Regions from separate parts of the Homo sapiens genome. Here regions 2 and 3 are each linked to region 1. A link is a loop called in an ENCODE intact Hi-C map of the cell type or tissue named here. Cell type or tissue: GM12878. All regions are shown on one strand. Links, peaks and the distances in the headings refer to the core of each region. The heading gives the core; the rest is flanking DNA.

Region 1 (5,898 bases), core at 501-5,500:
CCCCAAAGGCAAAATGGCTCAGCCAAAAGACACCATAGCAGAGACTGAACTCTTCTGACTGCTGGCCCCTGTGCTTTGAAAGAATCCCAATGCCTTCTGAGAGATTGTCGAATTCATTTCCTCTACAAGAAGGTGGAGAAAAAGCCAGAAATAGATGAGAGGGTATCCTGGTAAATAACAGTACTCATGGGTCATAGTCATTCTCTAGGCCCCAAACTGCTGAAGACTCCCAGCTGTACCATGCAAGGAAATGGCATTTTTAGCAAAACCGTCCTGAACAAGATCGCTTTTCAACATGCGATGTCCGTGCTCAAAATGAAGCAAGAGCTGTATCTCTGAACTTCTGTTTTAGAGAACATCAACCTATTCATCTTACGGTTTTCAGCAATAACTGCAGGGGAAGTTGGTGGAATCTCAGACGTTTGCAGAAGAGCCCTTCTATGCCCTGCTCCCTCGGAGATGACAGAACACGCCAGTTTAACAGGCCTCCATTCAAAGAAAATTCCTGTTGCTTACAAATTGCCCAGAGGCTGTTTAAAATACAGTTATGTTCTTAACAGTGTTATAAAAATAAAGGGGGAAAAATCACTTAAGAGAATAACAGCTAATATTGCTAACGTTCTTTGAGTGCAAACTCTGTGTCAGACTGTTAACTTTTTCATTTCATCCTCACAATCACCATAATTTACAGATGAGCTTCAGAGGGTTAATCTGCATAGCCAAGGTTGCCCAAGTGGAGGATACAGGGCTCAGGCAGTCTTAACCCAGAGCCTGTACTCTCCATCTCAACCTAAGGGAGGCTTCTTATAATTATGTGATCTAAAGCATGATATAGATGAATGCAGAGAAACTTTGATATTGAGATCAATAAATCCAGCCCATGGCTGGCTAAAACAGTCCTAGTATCTGTGTCTAACCAGGAGCTCATGTTAGATAAAGACTTCACTTAATTGTGGGACCACACCTAAAATATACCACAGTGAAATTCTAACTCCAAGTATGAAAATGTTCTCACTTTACACAAAAAGCTTTCTTTGTGGATTTTTAAAACCCACCCTTCTGAGGAAATGAATAACCTAATTTATATTAAAATATGAAACAAAGAAAAGTAACTAATTCCTGACCCCCTTCTTCTCAGAAAAACAAAGAATAATGAATTCATTGTTACACAATAATGACCGTACCTTTCCAAAACTATAACCTCTCTTGCTTTCAATCACTGTTGACCAAGCAAAACCCTACAGATTGTTTAGAGCTGTCTAACAGCTGCCTCGGTTTGGCATGTGTTTGTTGGTATTGACCCAGGCAGTACTAGAGTGAAAGGAATGACCCTGTCTCTGAAACTCCAACCTGGCTCACTCACTCAATTAAAAGATCTGTCAGTAATCACTACTCACACAGACAAGATCAGAAAAAAATGGAGCATTCGTCAATGCAAGCTAGAAAATAAGATTACTTTTTCACAATACTCTTTAATCATGAATTATCTGAAGTCCCACCTGTCTAATAATGTTTTTAAAATTAGCCCTCAGGAAAAAATGACTTCAAAACTGAAAATTTAAAGGCTCCAGTCAATTTCCTTTTGTCTCACAGTTTTTCTCTCAACAGATAAAGAAAAATCCATAGTAACAAGATAACATTTCATGCATTTACACATTTTCTCCTATAGACATCTACAGCCTTCAGAAAGTATATTATTTGTAGCCATGCCCATCTGACATTTTCCATTTTACTCAAAAGATTTTATGGTTTGGTATTACAGCAATATACAAATTTGACAGCTTGCAATAGGATCTAGTCCCTGTAGCAAATCATTCTGACAGTTAAGTACTATACAGCTACTAATGTACTTTTTTTTTTTTGCACTACACTTATTTAAAAACCTTACAAAGCTGGAGACATATGTATGTTGAAATCCTGAAGAACATTATCTTAATGATGTTATATAATTTTATACTGGCCGTGTTAAATAATAAGACACCACATACCATACCACAACCGTGTCATCTGTAGTATAGTACCTCTTACTCCTCCTTTAGAATAGTTCACTATTCAAAGCACTTTTTGTGCACATTAACACTACTGATTACTGTTTAAGCAATAAGTTTTCTCATCATTGTCAATGTTTATTATTTTCTTAGAACTTCTCTGTCTTTAAAAATACCTGAGCCTATGAATAAATCGGTACATGAGTTAATGTGGAACATACTGACTTTTTCTGATTGCCTTTACGACACTACTTCTTTTCTTTTAGCATGATGAAAGATAATCAATATGTCTTTACATTTCCTAAAATGCATTAACAGAGGCCCTGTCAAATACAACCTTGATTCTTTCAGAAAGAAAGCCAAGTTGCTCACGAACATTGCTGTAACATTAACTAAATAGAACTCTGAGTGATCTTACAGCACAAGAGGCAGACCCTATCTCTACCTCTCAATAATTCTATTTTTAGTATTCAGTATATCTGATAACATGAGTCAGTTGGCAAGAGAACATGCGCCTTCGTCTAAGAAATAGGAAGTGTGATTGTATTTTCTCCCCCTTGATTCAACTCTTGAGATGGAATACCACAGTGAAACCACTCTATTTTCAGAATTGATATACCTTTCAAAACTATAATCTTTGGCTTGCAGGTTCACTATTATTTGCCTTCAGGTACAAATTTTAAAGTGTACAGAGGCTTCTAAGCAGAATAGTATGGTCTCAGCCAGACACGGAAAGGCTTGTAGCTCAGTCATCATTGTAGTGTAAATTCCTTTTCAAAATAATGTTCTTCACTCAGAGAACACTTGTGCCTGGGCTTTGTTCACTTGTCAAACACAAATCAGAGGTCATCGAATGCCCAGGGGCAAATCCTGCTATTCCAAAATTCATTTCTCCCTCTATTTGGTTGCAGAAATAGGATTTCAAATGTAAAAGTCCTAGAAAGGTCTAAAGACATAGAAACCAAAGGCACTGTGCTACACCACTGTGAGGACGGATGCATTTGTGACCCATGAACAATGCCAAATTTTTTGTGTTTGTTTGTTTTTTGAGACGTAGCCTTGCTCTGTCGCCAGGATGGAGTGCAGTGGCGCCATCTCGGTTCACTGCAACTTCCGCCTCCCAGGTTCAAGCAATTCTCCTGCGATAGGCTCCCGAGCAGCTGGTACTACAAGCATGCACCACCCACACCCGGCTAATTTTTGTATTTTTAGTAGAGATGGGGTTTCACCATGTTGGCCAGGATGGTCTCAATGCTAAGTTTGTTATGCAATGACAGCAATCAGAACAGACATCCGCTGCATTGAAAGATGTGATTTAATATTTAAATATTCATACAACAGTCCTATTTGAAAACTTTATCTCCAAATAGAGTATTTAAAACTAATAGTTGCATTTAGGATCTGCTACAACTTCCTAAGATTTCTTAAAACCCACAAACCTGCTCTGCTGGCTTATTTACAAAAATACCACAGATCTTTAATTAATTTAAGCTGCAGGAAGTGATCAATGTATACAATAAACATTCATGGTAAACATACAGCAACTACCAGAAATCCATACTTCTTTTTAACTCCTTTTGCTAGATTTTTAAAATGTCCTTCTCTTAAATTTTATAATCAAATCTAAGATTTTTACAGTGATCTGTCTCCAAACCCTACCGCCTTCTTCCTTCTGTGTGATACCATAAAAACATCATTTGTTATCTCTAAAGTCCCATCCTTAATCCTTCTTCCTGATCATTTTTATATTGTAAAAACAAAATAGGCCATTCTGTCTTAATGTGTGTTTTATATATCTCTATGTTCCCTTGTTTTTGTCTGTGCACAATTTTGTTCTTCTTCCAGAGATTCACTTATGACTACGGCCAATCAATCATACTAGTAGAGAAAATAAGAAAGAAAGAAGAAAAGGAAAAAATTCTGAATAAATTCTAAATCTATACCACTTGGGGTCAATTCTTTTTCTTTCAGTCCTCAGGCACACCAATCACCTGTGACTTCACACAACCCCCTAGATGGGCTACGGGGAGAAGGAAACGTCCTCAGTAGCCTCCTATTATCCTACAAAGTGCCAATCCTCACATATTCTTTTGGTGAACAGAGAAGGTGCTGCAGGGCACAGGGAAGGGGTTTGCAGTAATAGGACTTGCCACAAGGATAACTTTTCCCATACAGTAAAGTCATTCAGAAGCAAAGCAATTTATTCTAATGGACAGGTAATAAAAATACTACATAATATAAAACCTGCATTAAATATCAGAAGAATGCTGAAGCTGACAGGGAAACTGGTTCTCCCTTTTGGATATGAAGTCTTTAGCCCATTCAGCTAACTTTTCATTTCTTAAGATTTGTTAGCATTTTCATTTCTGCCCTGTAACAGGATGACTCTACTTAATAACCCGGTAGTTTTGGATAGCAACCTGTAGCATTTTTTTAGCTGGGGCAGCAATTACTTTAATAATTACACAAAAGTGAAATATTGTTAAAGAAAACGAAAGAAAGAACAAATTTAACTGGATGGAGACCACTACAGCCAAACTTATTTTTCATTAAAATGTTTTAGGTTTTTAAAAGTTAATTATTAAAGTATTTAAAATTGGACACAGAAATAAAAGAAAATATAATGTCTTGAAAATAAGTCTAATGTCATCATTGTTGTCCATTTAATTGTATGATGAACAAAGGCCACACCTGTGACATTACCAAGCAAGGTGGCTGGATGAGCTAAAGGATCTCCATGAAGCACACACCATTTTAGGATCAATAAATCCACAGAAGAGCACCAAAAGGCTTGTTTTCCATTAGTTGTCATTTTTTAAAAACTGGCCATTATACATAAGAGGAAAAAATCTGCTCAAGTAAACAAATCCTTTCCTGTATCCGCCACAAAATTCTCCTTGCACGAATAATTTACCAGAGGAGCTTTTCAAAAGCTGTAGGTTGAAGCTCTGAATAAATAAACGACTAACAATAGTGTTACCAAAATATTCAAATACCTCTGCATAAATTCCAGTATTTCATATTCTAGAAAGACTGCTAATAATGAGCATTTTAAAAATAAACAGCCTTCATATAATGGAAGACATTTTAAACTTATGCTTGCCCACCAGTCATTCTATTAGCCTCTTGCAGTTACTAGCTTTATACTAGTGTTGTTTATTACTTATTCAGAAAAACTCTAACTTGCCCCAAGGGACAGCAGCTCTTTTTCTACAGTTAAATGAAAAACTAAACTAAAAAACTGTCCTTTGGAATTCAACACTTTGAATGCATCACGAGCAGTACTTTCGATGCTCTATTGTCATCCCTTGGGCACTCGCTCGCTCTCTCTCTCTCTCTCTCTCTCTCTCTCTCTCTCTCTGCAGGTGTGGCCAGAGCTCTGGTTAGGCACTAGAGAAGGGAGGTGGTAGTTTAAGAGCAACATAAGAAACTGGTGCAGCAGCACCACCTCGTGGGTACTGAAGAGATGCAGCCCTTGCTGCTGCTTCAGGGATGAACCACTTGTCCACTCATTTTCAATCCCCAGCTGACCAGAAGTTCCAAGATCAGAATTTTCAACCAACAAGATGAGTACTGCATGCATGTTTCATAGGCTCTCTGGAGTACTGCTGGGCTCTACAATTTAATCATATGTCTCCTGTGATGCAGATAAGTAAAGTAATGCCTTGCTTTAGAGCAATATGCAGACATGTGTGTGAATTAGATCTGTTACATTTAAAGGAGAAACCGTGGAAAGGCAAAGGCCATTTGTTATTGTCTGATCGCACTCCTCCAGCCACAGTCATTATAAGCCTGACGTGCAAATAATGAATAATGATTTGCTGCCTTTTATTCATTTCATAAATATTTACTCAGTGACTACTATGTGCATATACACATACATCACAGAATTTTAATCTTAGGTGAAACT
Region 2 (5,898 bases), core at 687-5,686, 53 kb before region 1:
TTGTGCTAAGCCATATTTTTGATGATCTGGCTAAACAAGTGCTGGGATAAGAAAGGGAAAGCAAGCAGTATAGTTGCCATATTAGTTATCAGTTTCTCTCCAATACTGCAAGTCTTAGAAAAGTGGCTGTATTTTCCTTGGTTTCAGGTCGGTTTAAAAATCTTGGGATGAAGTCAGTTTCTGAGATTTCTACCCCACTTTCATCCCTTCTTCAATAGGTTTAAAATATTTTCAAATGCGGGAAACTGTCTTCAAAGGAACTGTAAACTTTGCTCTTAAAGAAAGAGACCAGAAAAGCAGAGGCCCCCTGTGGAAGAGTATGTGCACCATAATCAGGCTGTGGATCCAAGCGCGTAGAGGATGAGGAGGTGGTAGGCCCAACCCATACCTCATTCCCACCCACTAAACCATACAAACCTAGGAAGAGTTAAGAGAATTTTAGAAAAACAGGTCCAAATCTTTAGGCATCACTTAGGAAAGGAGAAATTGCATTAATAAGCCCTCAAGTTAGAACAATATAAAAATAAATTTATTAAAGCCAGGAGAATTGGATATATCAACATGAACCCTGAACCATTTGAAAAAAAATGCTATTTATCTGCTCTGTCACTAAAGTGGCTCTAGTCCTAAATTAGCCAGCACTCAAATGAAACAAAACATGGTAATGTGCACCTTTCATGGCAAATTTGGTCTCTAGTAGAGCTCCCATAAAAAAGAACCAGGGCTCTTTGATGAATCACTGATTCCCAGTTTGGTACAATAGAAACCAAGATAACTTTGGCATTTCCCACTGCGAAAAAAACAAAGATAGTTTCAAAGATGTCTAGAAGTGTGGATTAGTCCATTCTCATGCTGCTATAAAGAACCGCCTGAGACTAGGTAATTTACAAAGGAAAGAGGTTTAATTGCCTCATAGTTCCACATGGCTGGGGAGGCCTCAGGCAGAAGGCACCTCCTCACAGGACAGCAGGAGAGAGAATGAGTGCTGAGTGAAGGGGAAAGCCCTTTATAAAGCCATCAGATCTTGTGAGACAAACTGCCACCATGATCCAATTACCTCTACCTGGACTGCCCTTGACACATGGGGGTTATAATTCAAGATGAGATTTTGGGTGGGGACACAGCCAAACCATTTAAAAGTGGTTTAAAATTAGAAATAAAGCAGTCACCTAGAAGAGGCTCCAAAAGGTCCAAGGGGAGCAAGAACATCAAGAAGAAAATTTTGGTCAACTGGTACGCAATGGGCTCATAAAAAGCTACAAACCATGATGATGTTTAAAAGAGTCAAGTAACATAAAGTAAGCTAAGCGAAGTCCTACCCACTGATATAAATTAGCTGAATGCTGCTTAATTACAAAAACACAATCATCTGACCACCCGTCTTACATCCAAGGGGCACAACAATATAGTGAAATGCGTATATGCTGAAATGTAATTCTGGCCTTCCAAATAAAAATCCTGTTGGAACGAATTGGATTGAAATGTATAAACCAGAATCAGGGGTAGGCTCTGGAGGAAACAGGCTTTCTAAAAATTCTAGAAAGTTGGAGAGAGATATTGTTCAGGTCCCCATCTGGGAACAGAACTACTTTTTTCCCCTAGTTGATTATATAGTACTGTTGACCTTGATTTTGGTTTAAGAACTAGGGCATCTTCATGTTTATAAAAATTTTATTAAAATGAGAAGCATGGATAATCAGTTTTCCTGAATGAGACCCAAGTATAAAATCCTGTGGTACAGCAAAAATATATCTTTAGTTTCAGATCTGGCAACAGCCTACACACATACCACTGCATATGCCCATTAGGGAAACAGGACCCAGGGGGAAGTTTTGTTATGATAGGCTGCATTCACTTCTACCCTATTTACCAAATCCACTTCTACTACAATTCTGCATCCTTGGCTAATTAAAAGAGAATGTTACAGTGGGAGTGAATGTTTTGGAGTCTCTCCCTGTCAATCCATAATCAACCTGAAATACTGCCTGCCCTTTTACAATTAATAAATTCACATAAAAGTGTACTGATTCTTATTTTTTTCATTAAGTATTTTCTCAATAACAGACACTAAAAGAATAATATGCTATACAATACAATACAGGATAAGAACTACTATTCTAGGGTATAGAATTTGGGAGCCTCAAACATCCATCTTTCCACATTGTTGAGGCCTAGAATGTTTCACTGTTGTTAGCAATGAGAGGTAGCCCATTCCATCATCACCCCAAGATTAGTTATATAGTCATAGGTTAACCCACAGAGCCCTTGCTTTGAGCCCTTCACCAGATTCTGTGTATTGTGGTGTCCTCTCCTGTCCTAAGCCCATGCCTCATGAGGACAGGAAGGAGTTGCAATAAAACTGGCCTGGGAGCTGGCCTAAAGACCCAGAGGCTGGAAAAAGCATTCAGGCTGGGCGCAGTGGCTCATGCCTGTAATCCCAGCACTTTGGGAGGCCAAGGCAGTTGGATCGCTCGAGTCCAAAAGTTCAAGACCAGCCTGGGCAACATGGTACAACCCAGTCTCTATAAATAATACAAAAATTAGCAGGACATGGGGGCGCACACCTGTAGTCCCAGCTACTTGGGAGGCAAAGGTGGGAGGATCACTTGAGCCCAGGAAGCAGAGGTTGCAGTGAGTCGAGATCATGCCACTGCGCTCCAGCCTGGGTAACAGAGTAAGACCCTGTCCCAAAAAAAAATAAAAAACAAAAAAGCATTCAGTAAGTGCTGAGCAAGGACTCAGTTGTATTACTGAGATGAGAGTTAGAAGACACATGGAAGAGGGCCAGATGGTGGAATAACAAGATCCTAGACAAGTTTCTAGAACGGGAGCTGCCAAAACAGAAGCCACCCTACCCACCCTGCTTTCCATTATGCACACAAAAAACACTGCTCTGAATAAGGTGCATATGTGAAATACCTAACACACACTTGACATAAAAGATGCTCAATAAATACAAGTTCTCGTTCTTCTCCACTAATCCCACTCCCTAGCATCGGATAATTATTTTAACAAATTTATACCAAGCTGCTCCTATGGATAGCCAAGTGCTAGTTGATAGAAATAAAAAGACAACAACAACAACAACAACAACAAATACTTTCTGTCCTTATGACCTAGCTACAATAATACTAAAGGAAAAATACACAAAATCACATAAATTAACCAATACAGCGTTTTCTCTATAAAAGTTCTTCCTCTCTTTTAAATAGGTATCTGTCTCCATGTTAACAGCCACGACTTCTAAGGTTTCTAAAGCTATGAATACAACTTAAATGTCACACTTTTCTAGAGGAAAGAATATTAAGAAAAAACACTATGTACCTCATATAAGATGTATAAAGAGGCCATGTTCATTGCAGTGAATTAACAAAGTGCAAGTGATTCTGGTGCTGCTACACTAAATATGCAGATTATTCTAACCTAATATGAAAGTTTACTAAGTAACTTGCCAGGAAAAAACATTGCATGCCATTTTCTCACCTCTGTTATTCAGGCATCCCTTCCACAGGGCATCTGTCTAGTTTACTCAAGTGTGAGATGGCCCTGTGGTGCTATATTTTGCAGAAGTATATAGTGTATAGGTAGCTGACTATTTGTTTGAAGAAAAAATACATTTCCAAGACTTCCAGTTTCATAACTACTATTTATTGTGTTGTCTTTTCCTTACAAACATCTGTGCAACATTCAGATAACTGGGTTAGGAATATATCCAAGTGGAACCTTTGGAAATACAGCCAGAAACTAGGTTATAATGAATCATGGCACAGGGTGGTGAAGCGGACAGCATGACTACACACACCGACAGATGAGCACACACTCATGTGCACACATGAAGGAGACCTTACATCTGAAACACAGCAGTGACATTCAACAAAGGTGTTCAACAAAAACGCTGGCAAACACATGCTAAAAATTTAGGTTGAAATAACAGGGATCAGCTGTGTACTTCCTGTGACACACTTTTTTCCATCTTTAGGAAGTTTTACCCTATTTTTTTCAAGCACTGCCTATTCTAATTATAAACTCTGCTTACTGCTTGATGGAATAATGTATTAACAAATCAGATGAATTTTATACAATTATTCAAAATAATTTTACATCCAAAGCTCAACAAACAATGAATAAGCTCATATATTTAAAATAATTAGCTGGGCACGGTGGATCACACCTACAACTCCGGCACTTTGGGAGGCTGAGGCTAAAGGATCTCTTGAGCTCAAGAGTTTGAGACCAGCCTGTACAACATAATGAGAACTATTTTAAAAATATATTAATTACAAAATAATAATTTATGACACTAATGGAATAGTTGAATTTTCCTTAAAATGGTCCTTTTGGATGCTTTATAGCAAATAATTGGGAGAAATAAAAAAATAAGGGAATCAAAAACCCTAAAGTGAGTAAAAATGGAGACTCTATTGAAGCAACAGTAGGTTTATACTTCATTTCACCTAAATCATACAGGCATCCTCCATTATTCTGTAAAACAACTGGGCCAGGCTGCCAAGTTAGCCTGAACTTTATTTTACAGTTTTCACTGCTATGATTCGGCAATTGCCTATTACTTTCAAATAATCAATGCATGGTTGAGAACACAGACAAACTACAGTTTCTGCTCTAAGAAGCATACCTCTTAGCATTGATAGTTTACACAAAGAGAAATATTTGATTGAATCTGAACTTTTCTATGCTTGATAAGGAAAGAACATTTAAAGCAATAGGGGCAAATCACAATGTTCTTAACCAAAGTTGCCAGATTCTATAAATTCCTACTGGTTAGTTCCCAAACACTTTGGGGAGGAATCCGTACTTGGAGTCGAATGGAAGAAGAATGGATAAGTAACAGCTACTAGAAATATACTTGGGAAATACAGTGCTAACAGTGCTTCCACCTAGAAAATGTAGCAAAGGCAATTTAAGAACACTAAAATTGTTCCCTCATCAGGAAAAGCTGCCTCACGTGATGTTGTAAATTATATGATCTTTTCCCCAGTCTTTACAAAGTATACCAAGCTGAAAGTGGATCTGTAGGAGACAGTAGTTTCTAAATCACCTCAAACTCATCTATTTTCTTTTTCATCATCATTTAGGAAACACATTAGTAACCTAAACTTGACTGAACCACACATGAGAGTTAAGAGGAATGAGGTCCTGATTAAACACCTGGATCTCTTTAATAGCAACTTCAATATAGTCATCAGTAACCACAGGGCTTTGGAATATTAAAACGGTAATGTATGATCCCAAGCAAAGCTTCAGATGAACACCTCTAGCACCATTTGAGGTTTGGGGTTTGGAATTCACCAAATAATAGAGTATGAGCTAAAAAGGCATTTACATTCCAGCACCTGCCACTCATTATCTGCATCTATTTGGGCAAGGAATTAAACCTCTCTGAACTTAGGTTTCTTATCCTCGAAACAGGAAAAACACTACTCACGTGGCCCAGTTCACATAAGATTGTAGCACCAGCAGCAGCAGCAGAAGTAGTAGTAGCAATACAACTTTCATTTTTTGAGTGCTTACTCTGTGCTGTGAACTGAAAACAACATGGTGAGGTGGGATACCATGTTTTATAGATGAGGAAGCTGAGGCTCAGAAATAAGAACTTGCACAGGGTTGCACAATCTGTTACTGGCAGAATCTAAGTGTGAACACCAACTACTCTGACTTCAGAGGTCACGACCTTGTTCACATCTCAAAACGCATTCATATACATCCTCTAATGAGGTAATCCTATTGACTGCACACTGTTAAGGGCAAGGCACCACAGTCATGTAAGGTGTTATTACTAGGTATTTTTAAAAGTTGCTAAAATGTATTTTCTACTGGATACATAATACTATTCTTAGCAAAAGGACATCAACTCAAGAAACTATGGAAAAGGCATGAATG
Region 3 (5,898 bases), core at 212-5,211, 140 kb after region 1:
AGAATCACTTGAACCCGGGAGGCGGAGATTGCAGGGAGCCAAGATCGCGCCATTGCACTCCAGCCTGGGCAACAAGAGTGAAACTCCATCCTAGATAGATAGATAGATAGATAGATAGATAGATAGATAGATAGATAGACAGACAGACAGACAGATGAAATTGAAAGATGAAATATAGGCAATTCTTCTTTCAAAGTATTGTTAAATAGAAAAACAAAGAAAAGGGATAGCAGGTAAGATGGAAAGAGGGATTAAGATTTTTTTTTCAAGCTTCTGCACAGCAAAAGGAACTATCAACAAAGTAAACAGACACCTTACATAATGGGAGATAATATTTGCACACTATACATCTGACAAAGGTCTAATATCCAAAATCTCAATGAAAGAAAGAAAGAAAGAGAGAGAGAGAGACAGAAAGAAAGAAAGAAAGAAAGAAAAGAAAGAAAGAAAGAAAGAAAGAAGGAAAAAGAAAATTCAGAATCTGTAAGAAACTTAAAACAACAAGCAAAAAACAACCCCAATGAAAAGTGAGTAGGCTGGGCGTGGTGGCTCACACCTGTAATCCCAGCACTTTGGGAGGCCAAGGCAGGTGGATCACAAGGTCAAGAGTTCAAGACCAGTCTGGCCAAGATGGTGAAACCCCATCTCTACTAAAAACTACAAAAATTAGCCAGGCATGGTGGCCGTTGCCTGTAATCCCAGCTACTCGGAAGGCTGAGGCAGGAGAATCGCTTGAACCCAGGCAGCAGAGGTTGCAGTGAGCTAAGACTGTGCCACTGCGCTCCAGTCTGGGCAACAGAGTGAGACTCTGTCTCAAAAAAAAAAAGTGAGCAAAGGACATGAACAGAGCCTTCTCAAAAGAAGACATACATACAAGCGGCCAACAAAGATATGAAAAAATGCTAAACATCACTAATCATTAGAGAAATGCAAATCAAAACCACAATGAGCTACCATCTCAAACCAGTCAGAATTCCTATTATTACTAAAAAGTCAAAAAATAATACATGCTAGTGAGGCTGTAGAGAAGGGGGAACACATACACTGCTGGTAGGGATGTAAATTAATTCAACCACTATGGAAAGCTGTTTGGAGATTTCTCTAAGAACTTAAAACAGACCTACCAACTGACCCAGCAATCCTATTGATGGGTATATACCCAAAAGAAAAGAAATGATTCTACCAAAAAGACACATGCACTCTATATTCATCACAGTGCTATTCACAATAGCAAAAACATGGACTAAACCTAAGTGCCCATCCACAGTAGACTGGATGAAGAAAATATGGTACATACACGTCATGGAATACTATGCAGCCATAAAAAGAATAAAATCATGTCCTTTGCAGCAACACAGATGCAGGTGGAGGCCGTTATCCTAAGAAAATTAACCTAAGAACAAAAAACCAAATACCACATGTTCTCACTTGTAAGTAGAAGCTAAACATTGGATACACATTGACACAAAGATGGGAACTGTAGACACTGGGGACTACCAGAATGAGAGAGGGAGTACGGCAAAGGCTAAAAAAAGCTACCTTTTGGGTACTATGTTCACTGCCTGGGTGATGAGATCAATTGTACCCCAAACCTCAGCATCACACAATATACCAATGTAACAAACCTGCACATCTACCCTCTGAACCTAAAATAAAAGTTTATATTTTTTAAAAAGAGAAGATATTTTTCAAATGGGAGAAATAACAGCTTGTATGCTGATGAGACTGATCTAGTGGAGAAGGAAAACGTGATGATGCAGTGAATGAAGAATTGAGATGCCTGGACAATGGTCTTCAAGTTGCAAGAGGGGCTGGGGTCAAGTGCACAAGTGGCCTCACTTAGACCCATAAACAATTCAATCAGGTAAAAGAATGGGAGTTCAAGTGTATGGGCACCGGGACTGATAGGTAGGAAAATGTGCTGTGTGCAGTCTGCAGAAGTTCTCTATTTTCTCAATGAGATGAGAAGCAAGACAATCAGCAAAGAATGAGGATGGAGACAGGAGGAGAGAGGGAGAGCCAACGAACTCGGCAACATGGCTGGACTGCTGGGCATCGTGAACAACTCATTGGAGTCCTAGAATTTAGGGATAGGAAATGGGATGGCTGCATGCTTATCTCCAGCCATGGTCAGATACACAGGGACAAGCAAGAGAAATAGCTAAGTTGAACAAGATGGGGATTTTTGCCAGATGAGTATAACAAAGTGAAAGAAAGGCAAGGTGTGAAACCAAAGGTATCTTTACAATGATGGATCATGCAATAGAAACCAGTGAAAGGGGGAAGTAAGAAGTTGAGGTGAGTGAGCAACCATGAAAAGTAGGATCAATGGATTTTAAACCCTACTGGGGTCCAAGTGCATGCTACAGTTTGGGTAGTGGAGAAAAAGAGCTTGAGAGACAGGTGGTGTAGATCAGAGGAAGGCATGCCTGAAACTGAGAATATGGATACCTATATGGTGCTCATATTAAGACCAGAAGACTGAGTAAGGGAGGCAGGGGCTGCCCAACAGCCATTTTCCTTCCTGAGCATCTCTCCCACAGCCCTGCAATTCATGCCTAACTTCCCACATTCTCCAATTCACTCCTGCCAATGAAAATAATTCATACCTATATAAACGATATTTTAACTCTTGAACAACAACAACAAAAAAAACAGAATGACCTCAACAATCTTCGTGGGTGGAATATGAATAGGCAGATTCCCTCATTCAACTTTGTATCATTTCCCCAAAACCAGAGAGAAAAATTAATGAAACTGGGATGTTTCTACTCTAATCTACAAACATTTGTCCATCCACCAAGCACAGAAAAATACAGTGCTGTTGCTTTGAAAGTTGCTTAGCCAAAATAGAACCTATTCAAAGGTGATCAAAATTTCTAAAAACAAGAAGGTCCATTTTAGAAGACATAATCCTCTTAGTAAGTATGCAACATTCAATGCTTAAAACAGAAATAAAATAAAACATCCTGCTAAAATCTCTTTGTAAGTTAGAACTGGCTTTATTCATATTTTATTCACACATATAAATTATCTTGCCTGTAACTAAAGCTTAATATATATTTGCTGGATAAAGAAAAAGAATTTCATCTGGTCAAACGAATTAGCCAATAAAGAAAAATATCAGCCAGGCACAGTGGCTCACTCCTATAATCCCAGCACTTTGGGAGGCCAATGCAGGAGGATCACTTGAGACCAGCCAGGGCAACACAGTGAGGCCTGTCTCTATAAAAAAACAAATTAAGAAGTCCCAGCTGCTCGGAAGGCTGTGGCAGGAGGATCATTTGAGCCCTTGTGATAAAGCAAGACCCTGTTTCAAAAAAAAAAAAACTCTCATTAAAATTGCAAACACATTATATTTTTACCACTGTCCTTCAGAAGTTTATATTGAACCTCTTCTTTAAAATGCTCATAGGCTCCCCATCACTCAGAATAAAAAAGGTCCGGATAACTCTGTAAAACTTTCAAGACACTTCATAGCCCAGCTCCACCCACCCTTCTAAACACACTACACCTCAAATCACTCAGAAGTGACTGTCAAAAACACCTTACCACATCTAGCCCCCATCTTTACTCAGGTTGCTGACTCTCTCCTTCCAAATATATACTTCCAAAACACCATCCAATCTTCACCAGGTCAAATATGATGTCTCTCACAAAGCTGTCCAAATTCATGCCATGTTGGAATTAAATTCCCCCCATCCTATAACCCTGATTACCTTGTACTATTTTACAGCATCTGTCAGTGATAAAAGCCCAGCCTGTCATTAATTCAAGTGCTGGAAAGGAGTCTTTGCGAGCTTCTCATGCCCCAGCATAGGTCCTTCCATGATGGCAAACTGCAACCTGACACTTGATAACGTCATCACTATTAACAGGCAGCTTCCAAAGGAAGCTGGAAGTGTAAAACTAGCCCTTTCCTTGTTCTTCGAAGGCTATACCTTGGATACAGGGCATAGCCACCAAGACTAAGGCTCCAATAAGGTCCAAGGAATATACAAATTGTTGTAGCATTCGAGGAAAGAAAAACAAAAGCAGTCTCTTTATTCTTGAGACAGTCAAGTGGATTATTTCCCGTATTTTTGTTATCTCTCTTAAGGGTTAAAAATAATCAAATTTTGCCAGTAGAATAGCATAATATGTGTCAAATACAATTAGGAAAATGACTTCTTAATGACTAGACAGTAACAATCATTTTATCTCTTTTGAATTAAAATGGAATGTAACCCCGAACCTCAAAGTGGCAGGCATCTCCAAGTGTTCATCACAGTAGTAGTGAGAAGACAATACAGCAAAAATGATTGCTTCAGAGGAAGGTCATTTTCTTTTGTTACCTAATGCTTTACTATGCAACCCCCTAAACCCCTCACAGGAAATCTGAAGCACCTAAAACAAACTCTCTTAGGTAGATGCATGAACACCTGTTTTGTAAAACCTAAACAGTAGAAAGAGATCACGTGCTTCTTGCATATTTTTACCAATAAGACAATATAGGGTGAGCTGCATTCTAGCAAATTAATAAAGTATCTTTGAAGTAGTAAAGGAAGTTTAAAATTTTTCCAAACTAAAAAAGCACCCCACAGAAAATTCTATGATTTAGAACGTTTTATCATGTTAATTTCAGTAAGACTAACTCGAGAATTTCAAATTGTGCCCCTTTTTATAAGTCCAACACTTAATTCTTAAAATAGAGAAAGATAGGTAGACAGCAAAATCAAAAAGACTCTGTCTTAGTACATTTGGGCAGCTTTAACAAAGCAAATTACAGATAATTCACAAATAATAGAAATTTACTGTTCACAGTTTTAGAGGCTGGCAAGTAAGTCCAAGACCAAGGTGCCAGCAGATTTGGTGTCTGGCGAGGGCCCATGCTCTGCTTCAAAGATGGTGCCTTGTTTCTGTATCCTCACATGGCAGAAGAGATAGAAGGAATGGGGAAGGCGAATTTGCTTCCTCAAGCCCTTTTGTTAGAACACAAATCCCATTCATGGGCGTGGAGCCCTCAATGCCTAATCATTTACTACAGGCCCCACTGCTTAATACTAGTGTATTGGGGTTTAAGTTTCATCACTAATTGTGGAGGGACACCAATACTCAAACCATAGCAGACATAATAATAAATACAAACAATGCTAATGTTTTTTAATGTCAAAAGGCACTCATGAATTGGTCCAATACCTCTGCACCCCTCATTATAAGCACTGATCTTACCAAAAGCATGTGGCATATCATAACGGTATTACAAGTAGCCAGGAAATGATGTACTCATCTGTTACTGTCTTAGACAATGCTTTATTAAAATGGGAAAATATGGGCCAGGCACAGTGGCTCATGCCTGTAAGCCCAGCCTGTAATCCCAGCACTTTGGGAGTCAGAGGCAGGCAGATCACCTGAGGTCGGGAGTTCAAGACCAGCCTGACCAACACGGAGAAACCCTGTCTCTACAAAAAATACAATATTAACTGAACATGGTGGCGCATGGCTGTAATCCCAGCTACTCGGGAGGCTGAGGCAGGAGAATCGCTTGAACCTGGGAAGCAGAGGTTGCGGTGAGCCGAGATTACGCCATTGCACTCCAGCCTGGACAATAAGCGCAAAACTCCGTCTCAAAAAAAAGGGAAAATACAAAATGTACTATGTTGTAAACAAATAACAGTCTCAGGCTTTCAACTGCAAACAAGGATGATGGAACAGAATTGAAAAAGAAACGCAGAAAGTGCAGTTGCTCCTAAAGGAGTGCTTAAACCCTGACTGTTAGCTCATTCCCTGCTCTCAACTCTCATACTATCCCTTCCATCTACATTAACAGTAATATGTGTCCATTAAAACCGCATAAACTATCAGAAACTCTGACATTAGTGTGGCCTCAAAGGATGTCAAATACACCTTATTACTTTT

Evidence for each region. Peaks named below come from ENCODE experiments on the same cell type or tissue, not always from the same donor. Only the 100,000 strongest peaks of a DNase experiment are listed, where the experiment ranks them.
Region 2: a loop joins it to region 1, with 4 times the contacts of the local background. A loop is called at or near these places in 2 of 110 quality-filtered maps.
Region 3: a loop joins it to region 1, with 2.5 times the contacts of the local background. A loop is called at or near these places in 16 of 110 quality-filtered maps.

What each region holds. Positions count from the first base shown.
Region 1 is chr9:7,052,315-7,058,212 of GRCh38, reverse strand. All of the region lies in intron 17 of KDM4C (lysine demethylase 4C), which reads right to left. Among named protein-coding and RNA genes, the nearest start is that of KDM4C, 300 kb to the right of the region's middle. In GM12878, for the core only: a CTCF peak has its summit at 5,450 (motif pointing left); DNase peaks (open chromatin) are centred at 2,522 and 5,412.
Region 2 is chr9:7,105,046-7,110,943 of GRCh38, reverse strand. All of the region lies in intron 18 of KDM4C (lysine demethylase 4C), which reads right to left. Among named protein-coding and RNA genes, the nearest start is that of KDM4C, 350 kb to the right of the region's middle. In GM12878, for the core only: no CTCF peak of the experiment used is centred there; no DNase peak of the experiment used is centred there.
Region 3 is chr9:6,913,787-6,919,684 of GRCh38, reverse strand. The region is part of intron 8 of KDM4C (lysine demethylase 4C); the gene reads right to left. Among named protein-coding and RNA genes, the nearest start is that of KDM4C, 160 kb to the right of the region's middle. RefSeq lists an enhancer at 2,243-2,322. In GM12878, for the core only: no CTCF peak of the experiment used is centred there; a DNase peak (open chromatin) is centred at 2,234; H3K27ac peaks cover 1,032 bases.